Regions from separate parts of the Homo sapiens genome. Here region 1 is linked to region 2. The links are chromatin loops, found by intact Hi-C in ENCODE. Cell type or tissue: K562. All regions are shown on one strand. Links, peaks and the distances in the headings refer to the core of each region. The heading gives the core; the rest is flanking DNA.

Evidence for each region. Hi-C counts contacts between places; a loop is a spot of excess contacts. Peaks named below come from ENCODE experiments on the same cell type or tissue, not always from the same donor. Only the 100,000 strongest peaks of a DNase experiment are listed, where the experiment ranks them.
Region 1: it touches region 2 in a loop (2.4-fold over the local background); 7 of 110 quality-filtered maps call a loop at or near these places.

What each region holds. Positions count from the first base shown.
Region 1 is chr11:102,475,565-102,483,896 of GRCh38, forward strand. The region is part of intron 1 of LOC124902740 (a long non-coding RNA gene); the gene reads left to right. The region is part of intron 1 of LOC102723838 (a long non-coding RNA gene); the gene reads left to right. Among named protein-coding and RNA genes, the nearest start is that of TMEM123-DT, 27 kb to the left of the region's middle. RefSeq lists a silencer at 1,337-1,386. In K562, for the core only: no CTCF peak of the experiment used is centred there; a DNase peak (open chromatin) is centred at 1,457.
Region 2 is chr11:102,384,402-102,397,396 of GRCh38, forward strand. TMEM123 (transmembrane protein 123) reads right to left here. Exons shown (of 5, transcript NM_052932.3): 5 at 11,931-12,995. Among named protein-coding and RNA genes, the nearest start is that of BIRC2, 44 kb to the left of the region's middle. In K562, for the core only: a CTCF peak has its summit at 6,462 (motif pointing right); a DNase peak (open chromatin) is centred at 6,460.

The DNA.
Region 1 (8,332 bases), core at 71-2,570, 86 kb after region 2:
ATTACATGCAAAGGAGGCCTTATGATCCTTTTTTAACTATTCTCTCATCAATATTAAGATAGAATTCTTTAAAAGGAATGTAACTGCTCACCCTTTTGAAGTGTTTAAATGTCTTCACTAAAAATTTGACATTTTCTACTTGATTTGGTTTACTTTTTCCTGAAAAAAGTGAACACAGTGAAAGGAAGTGATAAATAGGGATGCAAATGGGTTATCCTTTCTTGTTCTAAAAAATTAGTCTTAAGTTTATTTTTCTCTCTATAGGAGATAAAAGATGTATGACATGGACCACTTATGGTTTAAGCTGAATTGCCTCTGTCTTATAATTTTTACTGAGATTCAGTTTATGTTTGACCTAAAAAATTTAAGTATCATACAAAGAGTTTATATAAGAACTTAATATAATTTTCTATAGCTCTTTTAACAAGTTGTAAACTATTTTATTAACCCTTTCTTTAAAAGGCTACCAAGAAGCTGATAATTCATGAGAAACAGATAAAATGACTATAAATTATTCCTCTCAAATAGGACATTTGGCCCTCTTTCTAAAATAATTTCATCATCTCTTTAGAGAGAATAAATAGTCTTTGGCAGGGAGCTAGATCTTGCAGATCTAACAGGGGGTTTTCCGTGTTGCATCAGAATAAGAATTCAAATAGAATAAGATAATTAACTTGAAATTCCAGGCTTGGGTCCACTCCTGACTATCTACTGGACCAGGAGCCTGTCTTGTGCCTTGCTCTGATGAGTAATTAACTTCAGTTTCTTCATTTGTGAAGTAAAGGGCTTAGACTAGATCATCTTTAGGGATTCCCTGAGCTCTGAAATGTTTACACTGTTAGAATAGGCCTAAGGCTATCAGTTTCAATTATGTTGTACTCATCTGTTTCACAGCTCTTCTTGAATATTTTGTTCAATATCAGAAGGATGTTGAGAACAGGGCATGTAAGGAGATGGTGAAAGGTCTAGGAACATGTTAGTAAGAATTGGAGGAACGGAGCTTGGAAAAGTGGTTCAGGGTGGGAGAAGTATGAGATCTTTTTCTCTGAAAAATATGGAATCTCTCATGTGAAGAAGGCAAACATGTATTCCAAGAACAATGGGTGAAACTTGCAAGGAGACAATTTCAGTTCCTATATACCCCTTTATCTCCAACTTCCAGTCCCTGATCCTCCAGAAGATCTTTTGATCTCTGGGCCACTGGCTTAAACTCTCCTCCAAATCCAGTCCCACCTCCTCCACAAATTTTTATGTAAGTTCTAAAACTCCAGCTTCCCTAGAAAATCCTTTAAACATCAACTGCCTGCTTTATCTTTCCTTTCCTTGCAAAATTTTCAGAGAGCACTCCAGCCTGATCTCTAGGCTCAGAGTATACAGGTCACTTGTGTCAATGCTGACAGCCAGAAAATAAACCTGGCACAGGCCCTGGTACGTGCAGCTAGTCTTGCTTTGCTGTACCTTACAACTCCTCCTACTTCCTGGTGTTCTGTAATCAGACTCCTCAGCCACAGACCTTCCTATACAATGCCTCCTGTGAATATATCCTGGATCCCTACTGCAAAGAATTCATGTCCCTTGGACAGAAACAGATCTTCTAAATTACAAAGCCCTTTTGTCTCCACTTTTGAAAGAGCCTATCAAATTTAGAGAGGAGTTAGAAAGATTAGTGGCCATTTATAACCCCATTCATAGGAACCTCCACTGGCTACTAAGGGGTGTTCTTTACACCCATGATTATACTGTGGTTATCAGACATTCCAGAAAGCCCCCAAATGAATGTCTTACCTCTAGAGGGAATAAGTGGCCAGAACTTCTCCCAGGTCCTCCTACAATTGACCAGGAAATGGCTGAGTTATGGGGCCTGATAGGGACAATATTAGAGGCCTTTTCCTCTAAGGTGAAGTGGTCTAGGGTTGAATTATGTACTCAGAAGAAAGGGGAACATCTTAAGGCCTATATGGAATGATTTATACAAACTTTTGAAAGGTTCACTGCATTAAATTCTGAAGCCCTAGGACATGAACAATTTTTAAATTCTGCCTTGGTTAGAAATCACCCTGATACAAAGAGGCAAATCCAAAATAGTGTCATTGGCTGGACAGGTCATTCTCTGAATGTTATTATAGAAGGAGCTATGCAATTCTTTAAAAATAACTTGCAGGAAAATAAGAGGAAAAACGGATTAAAGTCAATAGTACTTGCTTTGAAAATTGATTCTTTACAAAAACAAAATCATAACTCCAGGGAAAACTCAAAACCCACTCACCTTTCTCCCCAACCACAGAGCTTTGTCTTCAGATGTTTGCAGATATTGTAAAAAACAAGGGCATTGGAAAAACAGCTGTCCTAGACTTATGAGAAAGGAAAGCTTAAATAACAATCTCCCTAGACCCCAGCACCTTCACAAGGTCAGCTTTCTCTCTTCTGTGGGACAATACCCCATCGATTGATGGGGTCAGCTAATTTTCAGTCACCCCCTAGATCCCACTATTAAACTTACAGTAGAGGATTGGGAACTGAAATTCTCTTTCTTTTTTTATAAGAGACAAACTCTAGCTATGTTGCACAGACTGGACTCCTGGGCTCAAGCAATCCTCCTGTCTCAGCCTCAGACTATAGACATGGGCCACAGGGCCAGCTGGGAACTGTAATACTTAATTGCCACTGGTGCAACTGTCCCTACCATCTGCTCAGAGGATCTCTCTCCCTGTCACCTCTGCTTCTATTCAAGCTATTGGAGTTTCTGGGCAACGTATTTCATTGCCCATGTATCAGGCCACTGCAATACCCTTAGGCCTTCTTAACACCCATCATGTAACTCTAATAGATTCATTGCCCAATGTATACAGCAAATCAATATGCGGAGACACATATTGGGGGCAGCAGAGAAAGAGGTTTAATTGTAGGGCCACCAAACGAGGAGATGAGAGGAAACCTCAAATCCACCTCCCTGAGGATTTTGGGGTTAGGGTTTTTAAGGATTTTGGAGTAGGCCAAAGTGTGGAGATTGTTGATTGGTTGAAGGGTACAGGGTAAACTAATGACATGGGAGTTGAAGAAGCTGTATTTTCATGCTGATCCCATTCCTCTATGCTGGAATTCAGGGTATGAAACAAAACGTATGATTCTTATGTCAGAGATCCTGTCTGTAGGAATAATGGGGATGCAAATCAACTCTTAAACAGTCTTACAACCCTAATGTCAGCAATCCTATCCAGAGGAACAATGTGGTTACATCTGCAGATGCTCAGATTCTAGTGCTATGTGCCTTTCAGCAACAAGGAAGTGGGCCAAAGTGCAGCCTGATTAATGCTGAATTATAATTGTATTTCTCTAGAAACCAATATGCAATGCTTGTCAACCCTGTGGGAGTGTTTTCAGTCAAGGTTTTCTAGTTTCTGAGTCCTCACCAACAAACCTGTTAGGTGGAGATGTGTTATACAATGTAAAGAGAGAAGCATTTTTATTTCCCTGGCCTTAGACTTCCTCCTTTCCCTAATGGAAATTCATCTTGATTTTAAATCCTCTGAAGAGGAAGCAACCTTTAAAGATGTCTCAACTCATCTCCCAGCCTCACATGCCAATGAGATTGAATTGCTACTGTGTGTGGAGCCTGTAGTTATTGCCTGGAAAAGAATAAATCTTTCCTGATAGTAGCTCAGTATGCCCTCTCACAAAATGCAGAGCAAGAAATTAAACCTGAGAAAGAAAGAAAAAAAAAAAACCCTTTTTATCTAAGGAATGCAAACTCCTTTAAATTATCAGGCCCAGAGAGGTATTTATAATATAACAGCAGTCAGGTTTCATTCGCCCTTGAGCTAAAGAATTACCTCTTGAAGCTATATGTGCTATATGAGCTATAGACTAACTGATGCCATACAGCCATAAGATGTCATATACCCTATAGTTTAACAACGTATAGACAATCACTAACCAATGTGTTTCTGTAAATCAGTGAGAATTCTTGATGAACGTATTTTGTAATCACTCCCTCTCCTGATTCGTCCTTTTTCTTTAAAAACTTGAGCCTTTCCTTTGTTCTCCCAAAGGCTTGCCAAGGCAACCTGGAATCAGGCTGCAATCCTCAGCCTTGGCACAGAAAAACTCTTTAATTTTGCCTCAGCTTCTTCCTTTTAGGTCAACAAACTTATAATAGACTGTCTTTTACAGAGGGTGTTCTTGTCTTTATTTCCTTCCTTACTCTGTAATACCTTAATCTTGCCAGTAAAGAAATAAGGAACATTTGATTCAGACAGGAATAAAATCTATTGATTTGTACAAGATCTAAGAGCCCATAAACTCCTTTGTGATTTTTCACCACCCCTTAGTCCCTAATCCAGCTGACATTTCTACTTCAATTTCTGCTGATACAGCCTGATTTACAATGATTGACATCTGCTCAATTTTCTGTTCAATTCCATTGCGCCCTGACTCAAAATTTCTCTTTACATTCACATTTAGAGGGAGAAAATGAACATGAACTCATATAGGTCAGGGATACCATGAGTCCTTTTCAGTGTTTTCCCGAGTCCTTAAAGTCAGCTTAGACTCTGTGTCCTTTACCCAAGGCTCTACTCTTGTTCATTATTCCGATATGATCTTTTAGTTTGTTACTGAACTAAGCAACCCACTCTTCCAGACTCCCTCATTTTCCTAAAGGCACTAGCTCAACAGAGGCCATAAAGCCTTCCAACCTAAACTTCAGTGGGTGCAAATAACTGTTACTTATGTAGGATTGAATTGCTAGGTTGTCATATCTCAGAGCACTCAAAAGCTCGCCCCAAAATGCCTAGAGTCAGTTTTGTGCATTCCCCTCCCAAAAAAACATCTATGTAAATTTCTAGGAGCAGCTAGTTATTGCCACCAATATATTCCTAATTTTGTTGCCTTTGCTAAGCTCCTTTATACCCTCCTCCCAGATATTAATTCTGAGCCCATTTTCTTGGCCTGCAGATCCATAAATCTCCTCCGGAGCCTTAAAATTAACATCCACATCCCCTGCTCTCAGCTAACCTGATTTTGACAGACCTTTTCGCCCATCTCACCATGACACAATGGGATTGCTGCAGATATTTGGAACAATTTTTTTGCCTCTCTGATACACCCTGTAGCATATTTCTCATGTCAATTGGACCCCCATGCCGATGTGCAGTAGCCACAGCTACCACCCTAATAATTGACAAAGCCAGCATATTCTGATATTACACTCCTTCATTCATCCATATGTTCCCCATGCTGCCTGTTCTCTTACAAGTTCATAAGATACAGCACCTTTCTCCAGATGGCAGGCCACCTATGCACAGGCCCTGTTTACCAGCTCCTCCATCATGTTGCATTGTTGTAACACTTTAAATCCAGCTGCTCTACTGCCCCTGCCTGATGATGGAGAGCCTCACTCCATTCAATATGTTTGCCTTGCAGCTATAGAAAAGGTCTCAAAGCCACAAGAAGACCTCCTAGATACTCCTTTAGACAATCCAGACTTATTTCTATTTTGTAATGGCTTCTGTGGATGACATTTCCAGGAAACATAACTGTGAAGCCATAGTTTTCCCTTGTGAAACACTTCAGGCATCCTCTTTGTCCACTGTAAAGTCAGCCCAAGCTGCCGAATGTATAGATCTTGCTAGAGCTGGTGTAATGGCAAAAGGAAAAATTGCCACTATTTACCCTGACTCCAGATATGCTTTGGGTGTCTGCCACACTATTGGCAATCTGGAAGTCCAGCAGATTCTTAACTTCTGCTGATAATCCTATTTCCAATTAGCATATAATTGCTGCTCTATTACAGGCTGTTCACCTCCCTATTCAAATTGCTATTGCTCATTGTTCAGCTCACCCTAAGGAGACTGATAGTATATCTCTAGGGAACGAGAGGGTGGAGAAGGCCACTAAGAATGCAGCCCCAAAGAACCCTCCTATTCTTTTCCACCCTTTATTAACCTGCCTTTATTGCTTACTGGTGTTATTGATTACCAGAGAATGGGCACAGTGCGACAAACAAACAAACAAACAAACAAAAAACCCACAAATGAATACAAAAGAATGTCAGATAATTATCAGGTGTATTATACATGGGGCCAATGGAGTTCCTGTGGCCCCCCTTTTTTTAACTTCTTGGCTTGAAGCACTTATCTCCCTTCAGATGGGACATATGTACAGACAGAGGATAGTTAAGGAATGAAAAGATAATTGGTTTTGCCTTGGTATTTACAAAATTTCTAACTGAATTATTCTCAGTGCACTTCTAATAAATCCCATCAGATTTTTGGAGGAGACCAACGTGCCTCAGCAAGTCCTCTAAGACATTAGGCTTTAGGCTCTTCTTACTGTTTGATTGTTGTCTGTATGTTTAGTGGATGGATTGAACGCTATCTGACTAGATGTGCTGACACCATGACAGTGGTAAAGAAATTAATAACAGGTCAGGCGTGGTGGCTCACGCCTGTAATCCCAGCACTTTGGGAGGCTGAGGCAGGTGGATGATTTGGGGTCAGGAGTTTGATACCAGCCTGGCCAACATTGTAGAACCCCATCTGTACAAAAAATACAAAAATTACCCTGGTCTGGTGGCGCATGCCTTTAATCCCAACACTATGGGAGGCTGAGGCAGGTGGATCATCTGGGTCAGGAGTTCGATACCAGCCTGGCCAACATGGCAGAACCCCATCTTCACAAAAAATACAAAAATTTGCCTGGTGTGGTGGTGCATGCCTGTAGTCCTAGCTTCTTGGGAGGGTGAGGCAGGAAACTTGAGCCTGGGAGATGGAGGTTGCAGTGAGCTGAGATCGTGCCATTGCATTCCAGCCTGGGAGACAGAGCAAGACTCTGTCTCAAAAATAAATTAATCAATTAATAAATAATAAATAACAGATCATTCTTCATTTGGATGTTCTATTATAGATTCAATCAGACCACTGGAACTTATTTTACAGCAGAAATAAAACAGTTGTTTGCAAAAGTTCTAGGATATTCATTGAAATTTAATACCCTATATCATTCCCAATCCTCAGAGCAAGTGGAATGTAAACACTGAGACACAAAAGTAACTTTAGGACAAGTCTGTCAAGAAATTGGACTTAATTGGCTGAAAGCATTACACCTTGTAAAAAAAAAATGCGCAGGGTGCGGTGGCTCAGCACTGTAATCCCAGCACTTTGGGAGGCCGAGCTAGGCAGATCACTTGAGGTCAGGAGTTTGAGACCAGTCTGGCCAGCATGGTGAAACCCTGTCTCTGAAATCCCAGCTTCTTGGGAGGCTGAGGCAGGAGAATTGCTTAAATCCGGCAGGTGGAGGTTGCAGTGAGCTGAGATCGCGCCACTGCATTCCAGACAGGGCGAGACTCCATAAAAACAAGCAAACAAACAAACAAACATACAAAAACAAAACCATTACCCCTTATAAAAATCTAGAATACTCCAAATAGAAGACATGGATTAACCTCTTTTGAAATAGTGTTTGGTTGCCCCATGCCTACTGGCAGCTCTAAACCTTCCATTTCTGGATTGAATGAACATTACAGGGACTTCAGTGAACAATTTGACGCTATGACTAGATATACACAGACCCTATTACATTTAGAGCATATCATCAACAGGTAAAAGGGGCATGGCTTGTGCTGACTGACAGACCTTACTATAAACCTTTTGACTGGGAAATCAGAGTACATCAAGGCTTTTAGAAGAAAACATACGCTGTCACCTAACTGGGAATGTCCTTGCAAAGTACCACTGACCACCTACACTGCTATCAAAATAAAAGAAAAATCCTCCTGGATTCGTGCAAGTCATGCCAAACCAGACCCAGATTACCACTCCCAGGGCAATTGGAAGACCATCCCTACAGGTGACCTTTAAGTAAGGATTTCCAGAGTCGAGACCCAGGCCCAGGAAGCAAACAATATCATGAAGTAGACAGTTTTTCCCAAGATCACAGATCAAGCAACTTTGCTTACACCTATTAATATTTTCTTCCTCTTTTCAGCCTCTCAAATTCAATAAATATAAAAACAACAAGAGATCAGAAAACAACAAACAAACCCTCTTCCTTCACCACAGACTACCTATGAACAGACCTGTTCACCAATCCCTCCATCGTGTTGACTTATTGGCCTTTTATTTAAGGGCTGACTGTGGAGATTATTGTCTCTGTCTCTTCGATTGGCCCTCCGATCCTCCACTATGACCTTTTTTTGAAACTGTGTCTCTCTTTTATTAACCCTGACAGTTTTCTCAACAGGTTAAGTGCAGACCTAACTCCCCTTACACCAGTTTTCCAAACTTGGCCACATTAACTAATCTGATTGCTGGTTATGCCAGTGCCATCCAGATTA
Region 2 (12,995 bases), core at 5,198-7,697:
CAGAGCATGCGATGAGGGTGACTCGCTTCTTCAGTGCCCCGCTGCTCAAACCTCTAGGGGAGCATACCAATGGGCAGGCTGTAGGGCTCTGACCCTATGGCAGGGTCTAGGGGTGAATTTTTACAGCTGAAGCCCCAGTGGTCATGTGTTACAGGGTGCTCTTTTAGTTTAGCTGTCCGTAGGTGGCTCGTGTTAGCTCAGACCCCTGCCTTATCTCAAGGACAGAGGGCTTTCTGTATCCCAGGGTTCTTGCCTTGGTGTACCAGAAGAACTGAATCACACATGGGCTTGGAGAATGAGTGTAAGCTTTTGAGTGGAAGTAACTCTCAGCAGATGAGGGAGCCAGAAGGGAGATGGTTTTCCCCTGGAGTCTGGCCGCTCGGCGGTCCGGGCTCTCCTTCAACTGCCCCAGCCAAACTCTCCACCTCATTCCGCTGGTTGATGGCCTGCTGGTGTGCTGGCGTGCTCCCCTCAATGTCCTCTTGACGTCCAGCTGCTTGTGTGTTCCTCTGCTCATGTGCCCCCTCTCGACATCCAGCTGCCTGTTTGTCTGCCTGTGGCGGGATTGATAAGGAATCAGAGAGACCGATGGGGTTGAGGAGGATATTCATTATTTAGATGCATTGGCCTAGTCGGATTAACATCCAAAGGACTGAGCCCTGAACAAAGAGTTAAGTTACCTTTTAAGCATTTCTTGGGGTGGGGGGAGATCTCTTCAGGGGGAAGCATATTACAGAAGCGAGAAACAAAGACAGTTATTTAATTAATTGAGACATGCATTACATCATTTATTACTTTTCAAGGAAAAACATGTTTTATGACTTGAGTTTATCTGTCTATTGACCTTGCAGCTGCACAGCCAGAGAAACAGGGTCTTCACAATGCCTGGGAAAGGAGGAGAGATAAGGCTCACTAGCCACAGAAAAACAGGCAGTTAATTTTTAAAGGACTCCAGCTCTTTCTCTTTGTCTTTCTCAGGGGGAACTGGGTTTTCTTACATACAACTGAGTTTCTGCTTACACATTCCTTCATTTCTTTTAATTCCTGTTCCATGCCTGCTAGGGTCTCAGGGTTTTTATAGGCACAGGATGGGGCTGTGGCAGGCCAGGGTGGTCTTGGGAAATGCAACATTTGGGGAGGAAAACAAAAATGCCTGTCCTCACCTAGGTCCGTGGGGTTGGAACCCTAGCCAGGGACTGCGCCCTCTTCTACCCAGCACTTCCCTTCCCCACTTCCATATCATTTGAAGGGACCAAGCCCTTCCCTTTCCAGCACTTCCCTGGCCCCCTTCCGTATCAGATGGATGGGTATAGCTGCAGGAAAAGAGAAGGAAGCTGAGTTCTTTATGTTCACAATAGAAATCTTCCAGGTCTTAATCTTAGATTTCCAACTTGTCTTCCTCTTTTTTGTGAGGTTGTCAGCTGCTTATATCCGGAGATGTCTGTTAAATTGGGTTCTAACCTCTACTACAAGCCCACTAATCTGTATGATCACACAATAGCAGAGTAGGCATAAAATGTTTGTATTTATCAAATGTTTCATTTTAGTATGCATTATTTCTTCAGAAGTTGTTGGTTTCTCTGCACTCTCATACACAACATTTGCAAGGATCAAAAATAAACATTTATTTGAAGCATTTTCAGAGGATATAATGAAAACTGGTTTTGGCTATAAACATTTAATGAAAATGTAGATTGTATATACCATATATTGATTCCTTGCATAGAACAGAAATTTAGTTTTCCTATGAAATTAAATGCAATGAACCCATATGCAAAAGAAGCTTGATTCTGCTTTATAAAGTTCTAAATCAGGCAATACTAATCTATGGTGTTAAAAGTCAGTTGTTATCTAACAACTAGGGAAGAATGGTTGGGAATACCAGGGGCACTTCTGGAGTGCTGGTAATGTTCTAGTCTTTGACCTAAGCGGGAGTTAGATAGGTTTGTTCACTTTGTGATGATTCATTGTGCTATGTACTTTAAAAAAAAAAACTTTTAAAGTTGACAAAACTTTATTACATATTGTATAATATGTTTTGACATATGTATACCCTGTGGAATGGCTAAATGAAGAAAATTAACATACGCATTACCTCATTTTCTTTTGTGGTCAGAATACTTAAAATCTACTCTCAACAGTTTTCAAGTCTACATCATATTGTTGTTAACTATAGTCAGCATGATATTCAGTAGATCTCTTGAATGTAATCTTCCTGTCTAACTGAAACTTTATATCCTTTGATGAACTCCCAGTCCCCAGAGCCTCTGGTAACCACCATTATAGTCTCTGCTTCTATGAGTTCAACTTTTTTAGATTCCCATATCATAAGTGAGATCATGCAGTATTTGTCTTTCTGTGCCTGGCTTATTTCACTTAACATAATGCCCTCCAGGTTCATCCATGTTATCACAAATGACAGGGTTTCATTCTTTTCTAAGGCTAAATAGTTTTACATAGTGTATGTATACCACATTTTCTTTATATATTCATGAACATGGGAGTAGAGATATCTCTTCAACATGCTGATTTCAGATCTTTTAGGTAAATACCCATAAGTGGGACTGCTGGATAATATGGTAGTTCTATTTTTAATTTTTTGAGGAATCTCCATACTATAGTTTTGTTCCATAGTGAGTAGGTAAAGCTGAGGAGCTGTGAGGCCAAAGAAAGAGGCTGACAAATCCAGTTTCTCAGAAAGAAAATAGGAACTTACAAATAGAAGCCATGTCTCCAGTGACTGTAAGATGGTGGATCCCTGTACTGTTAGCCCCTAGACCCAGGGCTTTTCTATCATAAGGAATTTGCCTAAGGGCAAGATTTATGGTAAGTATGTGTTTATGAGAGCATCAAGACTGTTTTGACCTAAGGACAGGATTTACAGAAAGTAAGTGAAAGTGGAAACCTTAGAGGCATTCCCGGAACTGGGGTTAATCAGAAGTCAACATGGTGGATTAGCATCCAATATGGAGTTGTTTTAACCACCACAAGTTTCCCATAATGCCTATACTAATTTACATTCTCACCAACAGCATACAAGGGTTCCCTTTTGCCTGCGTATGCACCAACACTTGATATCTTTCGTCTGTTTGATGATAACCTTTTTTTTTTTTTTTTTTTTTTAATGAGATAGAGTCTTGCTCTGTCACCCAAGCTGGTGTGCAGTGGCATGATGTCGGTCAACTGCAACCTCCACCTCCCAGGTTCAAGCGATTCTCGTGCCTCAGCCTCCCAAGTAGCTGGGATTACAGGTGTGCACCACCACACCCAGCTAATTTTTTTGTATTTTTTTAGTAGCGACAGGGTTTTGCCATGTTGCCCAGGCTGGTCTTGAACTCCTGAACTCAGACAATCCACTCACCTCGGCCTCCCAAAGTGCTAGGATTACAGGCATGAGCCGCCACACCCAGCTGATGATAGCCAATTTTAACAGTTGTGAGATATCATGATTTTAATTTGCATTTCCCTGATGATTCGTGATTTGCATATTTTCATGTATCTGTTGACCGTTTGTATGTCCTCTTTTGAAAAATGGCTATTCAGATCCTTTGCCTGTATTTTTAATAGGGTTGTTTTCTTACTATTGCTTCAGATACTTATATATTTTTTAATATTAACCCCTCATCACATGTATGGTTTACATATATTATTTCCCATTCTGTAAGTTGTCTCATTACTCTGTTGATTGAGGTGATAGGTTAGGTTGTTTATATCAGATTTTTCTTCTTTTTTCGACGTAGGCATTTATTGCTGTAAACTTTCCTTTTGGATCTGCTTTTGCTGCATACTGTAAGTTTTGGTATGTTGGGTTTCCACTTTTGTTTGTCTCAAGACATTTTTAAATATCCCCTTTAATTCTTTGACCCATTGGCTATTCAGGTGCATCTGTTTAATTTCCATATCTTTCTGAATTTTCTAGAATTCCTTTTAGGTTTCTATTTATATAACATTGTGGTTTGAAAGGTACTTGATGTTATTTCAGTCTTTTAAATTTATAAAGACTTGTTTTGTGGTCAAATATATGATCTCTCCTGCAGTATGTTCTGTGTGTGCTTGAGAAGAATTTGTATCCTGCTGCTGTTAGTTGGAATGTTCTGTATATGTCTTTTAGCGCCATTTGGTTTGATGTACGTAGTTCAAGTTTAATATATCCTTACTGATACTCTGTCTGGATGGTAAGTCCATTGTTGAAAGTGGGGTATTAACGTCCTCTTCAGCTGTGTTGCTATTTCTTCCTTCAGATCAGAAAGGAACGCGTTTTTTCTTTCTTTACATACAGTTTGACCCTTGAACGATACGGGTTCGAACTGCGTGGGTCTGCTTATATACAGATTTTTGCAGTAAATACAATTCGCCCCCTGTATCAGCAGGTTTCACATCTGCAACCAAACCTATATAAAGAATATGGTATTCGTGGGATGTAAAATCTGTATCTGCAGAGTTCTGCAGGGCCAATTATGGGACTTGAATATGTATGTCTTCTGGTATCTGCCAGGGGCCTGGAACCCGTCCTTCAAGATACTGAGGTACGACTGTATTTAGGAGGTCTGACATTGGGAGCATATATATTTACAATTGTTACATCCTCTTGCAAATTCACCCCTTTGTCATTTACTTACCTTGTCTCTTTTTGCAGTTTTTGAATTAAAGTCTATTCTATTTGATAAAACTATAGTGTCTTCTGCACTCTTGGTTTCTGTTTTCATGGAATATCTTTTTTCCATCCCTTCTCTTTCAAACCATGTGTGTCCTTGTAGGCAGCATTTAGTTGGGTCTTGTTTTCCTTTACCCATTCAGCTGCTCTGTCTTTTCATGTGAGAATGTGTGCATCTATTTTGTGTTGCTATGAAGGAATACCTAAGACTGAGTAATTTATACAGGAAAGAGATTTAATTGGCTCACAGTTCTGCAGGCTGTACAGGAAGCATGGTGCTGGCATCTACTCAGCTTCTGGTGAGGGCCTCATGGAGCTTTTACTCATGGCAGAAGGTGAAGTCAAATGTCACATGGTGAGAGGAAGCAAGAGAGGGGGGAAGTCCCACACTCTTTTAAATAACCAGATCTCTCATGAACTCAGAACACGAACTCACTTGTCGCCAAGGGGATAATGCTAAGCCATCCATGAGGAATCCACCTCTGTGACTCAGACACCTCCCGTCAGGCTCTACCTTCAATAACGGAGGTCACATTTCAACATGACATTTGGAGGGAACAAATACACAAACCATATCAGAGAATTTAACCCATTTACATTCAAGATTATTATTGATAAATAAGGACTCACTACTGCAATTTTGTTCATTGTTTTCTAGTTGTTTGGCAGACCCTCTGTTTCTTCCTCTCTTGCTGTCTTCCTTTGTGATTAGATGATTTTCTCTAGTGGCAAGCTTTCATTCCTTACTGTTTACTTTTTGTGCATCTACTCTTGGCTTTTAGTTTGTGGTTACCATGAGGCTTATATAAAACATCTTATAACAGGATATTTCAGACTAATAATTTTCATTGCATTAAAAAAAACTGTATACTTTTACTCCATGCTCCCCATTTTGTTTTTGATGTCACAATTTATATTTTTATATCATATATCCATTAACAAATTATTATAGCTATTATTATTTTTTAAAGTTGTGCCTTTTTTTTTTTTTTTTTTTTTTTGAGACGGAGTCTCGCTCTGTCGCCCAGGCTGGAGTTCAGTGGCGCAATCTCAGCTCACTGCAGCCTCCGCCTCCCGGGTTCAAGCGATTCTCCCTGACTCAGCCTCCTGAGTAGCTGGGATTACGGGTGCCCGCCACCACACCCGGCTAGTTTTTGTATTTTTAGTAGAGATGGGGTTTCGCGATGTTGACCAGGCTGGTCTCGAACTCCTGACCTCAGGTGATCTGCCTGCCTTGGCCTCCCAGAGTGCTGGGATTACAGGCGTGAGCCACCATGCCTGGCCTAAAGTTGTGTCTTTTAGCATTCATACTAATGATATAAGTTGATTTGCAAACCACCATTATGGTATTAGAGTATTCTGGAGTTGACTGTGTACTTACTTTTTAACCAGTGAATTTCATATTCATGTTTTCCTGTTAATAATTAGCATCCTTTTCTTTCAGCTGGAAGAATTCCCTTAACATTTCTTATAAGGCAGGTTTAGCGGAGATGAACCCCCACAGCTTTTGTCTGAGAGTCTTTATCTCTCCTTCATTTCTGAAGTAGGGCATTGCAAGGTAAGTGCATATTCTGCTTCTCTTTGTTTCTAGGGGGCCAAAGCTCTGTATTAATAATAGCCTTAATGTAGTGGTTTTCTCAAATGCTGGTTGTTTTTTAGGTTGTAGTAATGGTGTACTGTGTGTGTGAGCGGGTTCACTTTATCCTACAGAGATGGGAAGGTGGAGGTGTTGGGAGGCTTATCTCGTTCTCCAGAGCTGTGTGCTTCAGTCAGCAGGAATTACATTGGGTTGTGCAGTTCACTCTACGGGCCAGTAGGTGGAGCTTGCAGGAAAGAGGCGGCCAAGCACTGTCCAGTGGTGTCAGTAGAAGTGATGGGCCCTGGAGGTTGACCTCCCAGCCAGTAGCTGGCACTTGCAGGCGCCCGGTAGTTGAGATGGTGTAAAATTTTTACTTCGCCTTTGTTAATCAGGAGAGGTATCAGAATTCTTGGGCAATGAGTGGGCCCATGGGGTTCCCAGTGGTCCCCATCCCGGCTCTGCTGCCAAGGTGGCTGGCAAGGGTCTAGGGTCAGCTTCCAGGCCACTGGGGCAATCTTCCAGAGAGGCCGGGAGGTGCCTCTCCTGTGCTACAGAGCCCATTCAGGGGAATTGGGACAGCCCAGGGTTTTCACTGTACCACATTGCAGTGGGACCCACCCAGCTCCCACACCCCTGAGCTGGTAGGTCTCCAGTATCTAGCTGTCAGCAGCAGAACAGAATGGTTATGCTAGTCCCAAGCCAACTGCATTCAAATTGCCTAGCCACAGGCCATGTGACTCCTTGGGGGCAGAAACCATTGTTATTAGGCCGTACCCTTTCTGTTTTAGTCTTATGGAGGGCGGGCCACCATGCTTCCCTGCCACTGCGTGAACCCACACCATGCTCTTTGTGGTTCTGACAGTGGGGGCTCCTACCCTGCTTGAGATCAGATCATAAATCTCCATGCTCCTGGATGGTGTGCTTGAGTCCTGGGGAACAAGTACCAAGTCAGCAGACTTGTCCACTGGCCCCTTGGGCTCAAGTAACAGCTGTGATAGGGAGGAGCAAATTGCCCCCAGGCTGCCAACAAAACACTCAGATGGGGCAATGGTGGCTACACTGTGGGGTCAGGTTCCCCCTGTCTCCTCCCTCCCCAACAAGCCATGGGAATGGCCAGGCAGGCAGTCTTGGGAGGGATGAGCAGGCATGGGGCATGCTCAGATGTAGCCTGTCTTTGTGGCATATAAGAGTGAGAGTGCCTGGGCCGTGCTCATTCCCTGGCCTGGCAGACAGCAGCAGCTGCAGCAGCTTATGGCATGACATAGAGTCTTGGGGGTTGGTGCCCAGAGTCACGCTTTGCTTAAGTTGTCCAGCACATAGAAGCCTTTGGGGTTCTATATGAGTTCAAGTGACCTGTGTGTGTGTGGTCTCCACGTAGTTCCCTAGCTCCCTCTGCCAGTCTAAAGGTCTGTGAGGTCATGGAACTCTTCTGTAGCTAAGATCTCAGAGGCCTGTGGCAGGAATGTGGTACCCCACAGTTCCTTCACTCACCCTTTCCTTGGGTCCTGGTCTGGGGCCAGTCCTGGCACTTGGTGATGCCAAGCACGCAGTCCTATTACTTCCCTCTTTAACCAGTGTCTCCCATCTTCTATTGAATTTCAGTGTTCTCTTTTTTTTTTTTTGAGACGGAGTTTCACTCTTATTGCCCAGGCTGGAGTGCAATGGTGCGATCTCGGCTCACCGCAACCTCCGCCTTGCGGGTTCAAGTGATTCTCCTGCCTCAGCCTCCCAAGTAGCTGGGATTGCAGGCATGTGCCACCACGCCTGGCTAAGTTTGGTATTTTTAGTAGAGACAGGGTTTCTCCATGTTGGTCAGGCTGGTCTCGAACTCCTGACCTCAGGTGATCCGCCTGCCTCGGCCTCCCAAAGTGTTGGGATTACAGGTGTGAGCCACTGCACCCAGCCTGTTCTCTCTTAAAAGATCTGTTCATGTGATTTACTCAATATTTTGGTTCCTCTTTGTGGAAGAGGCACATCCTAGCTGCATCTAGTCAGCCATGTTGAACCTGGTATCTTTATTGCATTTTTCATTTGTTGTACTCTGCAGCTATGGAACTTTTTTTATTTCAATCTATTAAATTTCTCATTTTGTTTTCCTGATTTCATTGAATTGTTCCTCTGTATTTCCTTGGTTTGCTGAGCTTCCTTAAAATGATTACTTTGAATTCTTTGTTATGTAGTTTGTTGCTCTCCATTTCTCTGGCATTAGCTACTGGGAAATTATTGTGTTCTTTTGATATTGATGTTTTCTTGGCTTTTCATGTTTCTTTTTACCTTACGTTGATGTTTGAGCATTTGGTGCAGCAGTCACCTCTTCCAGACTTTTAAGACTGGTTTTGTTAAGGAAAGACTTCCCCTGTGAGAGGGGGATGTGAGGGCACTGGCTGGGTGAGGTGCAGTGATTCTGGCAGCTGTGAGGATGCAACAGTGTAGTCTCCTTGTAGCTCTTTCAGCTGAGATCACTGTTGAAAACTGCAGGGATCCTCAGCAACCAACACTGTCAGTGTTTGCAGCAGTGGTAAGGGCTGTTGGGGTGCTTGGTGATGATGACTGTAGGGTCCTCTTGATCTCTCTTTCCCCGACCAGGGAAGTTGTGGCTAAAGGGATCCTTCTTGACACTGGGTCTGGCATGCAAGCCCACTTGAGGTGGCAATGGAACTGGTGTCTGATGAGTGATGCCCACAGAGCAGCATGTGTAAAGGGACTATAGCTCTGGGGTGGTAATGGCACTGGTGCCCAGGGCACAGACACCCTGCTGGTGAAGTATGGGAGCTTGTGAAACAGGCAGGGACAAGAGCACAAGTGTGCACACAGCTACAGCGGCTTTAGTGTGGAGGCAAGGCCTGGCCCTCTGTGATGACTGAGCTGGTCTCCAGGGTGTAAACACATAGAGAAACCTTGGCTCTGGGGCCCAGGGTGTAAACTCCCTTACTATGGCAGTGGCTTTACTGTTTGCGGTATAGGTGTGCACAGCCCAGCCTTGGAGTCAGGGCCTGGAGCATGGGCTCTCAATGGCAGCTGAGCTGGTGTTTGGAGTGTGGACATGCAGAGAGATCTTGGCTCTGGAGTGCAAACTAGCTTGCTATGGCCATGGCTGTTGGTTACCTTTGTGGCAAAAGAAGGTGGTATCCTCTGCAGAGCAGGCCACATGACTGATATCGATAGTGCCTGCCTTTCTTCTTAGCCATCTTCTGGTGTCTCAGGAATTCTGATCTCATAAGCAATTTTTTATGTGCATTTTTTCTTTTAATTCTCCACTAGGTTGTTGCACATTTTTTAATGGGCCCTTGAGGCTGGGTGCAGTAGCTCATGCCTGTAATTCTAGCAGTTTGGGAGGCTGAGGCAGTAGGATCGCTTGAGCTCAAGAGTTTGAGACCAGCATAGGCAACATAGTGAGGCCCTGTTTCTACTCAGAAACAAAAATAAAAAACAACCAAAAACTTAGTCAAGCATGGTGGCACCTGAGTCCCAGCTATTTGGGGAGTCTGAGGTGGGAGGATCACTTCAGCCCAGGAGTTTGAGGCTGCAGTGTGCTATGATCACACCACTGCACTCCAGCATAGGCGACACAGTGAGAGATCCTGCCATTCATTAATTCATACAAACATATATACATATATTAAGACAATTGCCCTTGAGCCCTCCAGGGCTATTTTGGTTTGTGGATAGCAGTGTGTATTTGTTTCTTTTGACGGGGCATGAAGGCTGTTATCTCCTCCACCATTTTGGTGACATCACTTGCCAAAATTTCCATATACTTCTGATTTGTGCATTTTTTGGTGGGTATAATGTAATTTTAAAAAAGTGATTAGCTGAAAGTTAGGAGGGCCTTTTTACCCCCAGAACAGACATCATGTTTATTACATCCACTCTCATACCTATGGACTAAAAGCAAGACACATACCCACACCTAAAGTTGTTGGGGGGGTAAACTGTGGCCATTGTGAAGCCATAGCAAAGTGAGGAGGGAGGCAGAAATATCCAAAGAGGGTACTTTTTTTTTCCCCCTTGGGTATCAGAAAATTGGCTTTGTCGGGATTAATAAGACTTTTTAAAAGCACTTGTGCAAGACAGTATCCTAAATAATTTACATGAAGTATCTTATATAATCCTCATGCAATAACCCTGTGCAGTAAGTACTGTTACCATCCCCATTTTACAGATGACATGGAGGATAAGAGGAGTAACTTACTCAAGGTCATACAGCTAGTATGTAGTAGAGGAAGCACTTAACCCCAAGCAATCTGACATCAGAGCTTGACTATAGGAGGGTACTTAAAATTTTTTTTTGGCTGGGTGCAGTGGCTCACACCTGTAACCCCAGCACTTTGGGAGGCTGAGGTGGATGGATCACCTGAGGTCAGGAGTGCGAGACCAGCTTGGCCAACATGGTGAAACCCCATTTCTACTAAAAGTACAATAATTAGCTGGGCGTGGTGGCAGACACCTGTAATCCCAGCTACTAGGGAGGCTGGAGCAGGAGAATCGCTTGAACCTGGAAGGTGGAGGTTGCAGTGAGCCAAGGTCATGCCATTGCACTCCAGCCTGGGTGACAAGAGCAAAACTCAAAGAAAAAAATTTTTTTTTCTTAAGACAGCATCATTTTACCTTGGTTGTCTTATAACAAATATTTAAATCCATTCTCAGATATAAATTATATCTAGTTGTTTTTTTTTTTTTTTTTTTTGAGGCGTAGTCTTGCTGTCACCCAGGCTGGAGGGCAGTGGTGTGATCTCGGCTCACTACAACCTCCACCTCCCGGGTTCAAGCGATTCTCCTTCCTTAGCCTCCCCAGTAGCTGGGATTACAAGCACACGCCACCACAGCTGGCTAATTTTTGTATTTTTGGTAGAGATGGGGTTTCGCATGTTGGCCAGGCTGGTCTCGAACTCCTGACCTCAGGTGATCCGCCTGCCTCAGCCTCCCAAAGTGCTGAGATTACAGGTGTGAGCCACTGCACCCAGCCTAAATTATATCTACTTTTAAAGAAGAAAAAGCCTGTTGAAAATACCATACTATACACTAATGGATGTGTAACTGATTTATCTAGAGAATGGTAGATTTTCTACCATTAGTATACCAAATTTTAAAATTCTGTCCAGCCGAATAAAGCAGCAGCTGCAAATAAAAATCCTTTGAGTAGTGGTTCTCAAATTTTGGTGCACATCAGAATCACATGGTAGAGTCATTAAAATAGATTGCTGGCCAGGTGCAGTGGGTGAGTCCTGTAATCCCAGCACTCTGGGAGGCCAAGGCAGGAGGATTGCTTGACGCTGTAAGTTTGAGACTAGCCTGGGCAACATGGCAAGACCCCGTCTCTACAAAAATGTTTTAAAAATAGCTGGGTGTGGTGGTGCATGCCTGTAGTCCTAGCTACTTAGGAGGCTGAGGCTGGAGGATAGCTTGAACTGAGCCAAGGGGTTCAAAGTTAGTTATAGTGAGCTATGATTGTGCCACTGCACTCCAGCCTCGGTGACAGAGCAAGACCCTGTCTCTAAAAACACAATCAGATCGCTGAGCTCTACCCCAGAATTTCCAACTCAACATGGTTGGGGCCAAAGAATTTGCATTTTCTAACACGTTCCCAGGTGGTGCTGCTGCTCCTTACCCAGACAACCCCACTTGCAATCTGCCCTTTTGAGTGTTTTCTATTTATCTTGAGTTTAATGAAATGAAGCAAAATCACACACTTAAAACTTTTAGAAGGAGAACAATTTTATTCTAAAAATAGAACTTGGTAACAATGAAATACCAAAAGCTGGTCATTATAATAAAAAGAAAAGAAGAGTTTAACTTTTTTTTTGTGAAAATACAAAATTATCACTATAATATACTGCCAACTCTGTTTATCTGTATTTGAATTATTCCTTTCATGGATTATTCAAGGAAATTTTAAAATTGGCTTCTGCCTAGTACTTATACATCTGGATTGTTTGTTTTGATCTTCAGATAAATACATTCTCAAGGAATGCAAGCAAAACTGAGCATTTTTTTTATGCTTAAGAAATATGGTCCAAAGCAAAATATTTTTTTGCATAACCATTTCCCTCAATTTTTATAGATAACAACAACAAAAAAACCTACATTCAAAGTACGGGTATTTGAAAGTAACAAATTATACTACTTACATACAGAGAAAAAGACATAACTAAACTACTTCAAACCCAATGCAGAGGAAACTTTCAAGGCAAATGATGACTTAGTACTTAAAAAGTGGTTTTTCTATCTTCAAAGTGCTAAAGAAACAAGTATTCAAAAAGAAACTTCAGGTCGGTCTACGAAGTTCTGACTGACTTGAAGTAGTGAAATACCAAGAATGCAGTGGACAAATTTAAAAGGCCTTCATTAGAATAAAGTATATCTTAACTACATTTTGCAAAGAAATGAAGCAATGGTTGCACAACCAGTCAGGGCCAAGTTAGTAACATACAACTCAGCCATCAGCCCACCTCTCCTTCAAACTAAACTAATCTAAATGTATTTTTCAGAAAATTTCCTCCATACTCCATGTATGTGTTACATACATCCAATCATATCCATATTTTGGATCATTTTTTTCTATATTCATCAGATTATTGGTTAAAATGCACAGCAAGTAGAAATGATCCATTTCAAAATTCTTAATATCTAGCGTTCTCTGTAAAACAAAAGCTGACAACAGTTTTATTGTACTCCTATTAAATGTAGGTGCATGTTCATTAGGACATCTGAGCTATTTTTAGGACCTTCAGAAACTGGTGTGATTCACTTTGGCCCTCTGAG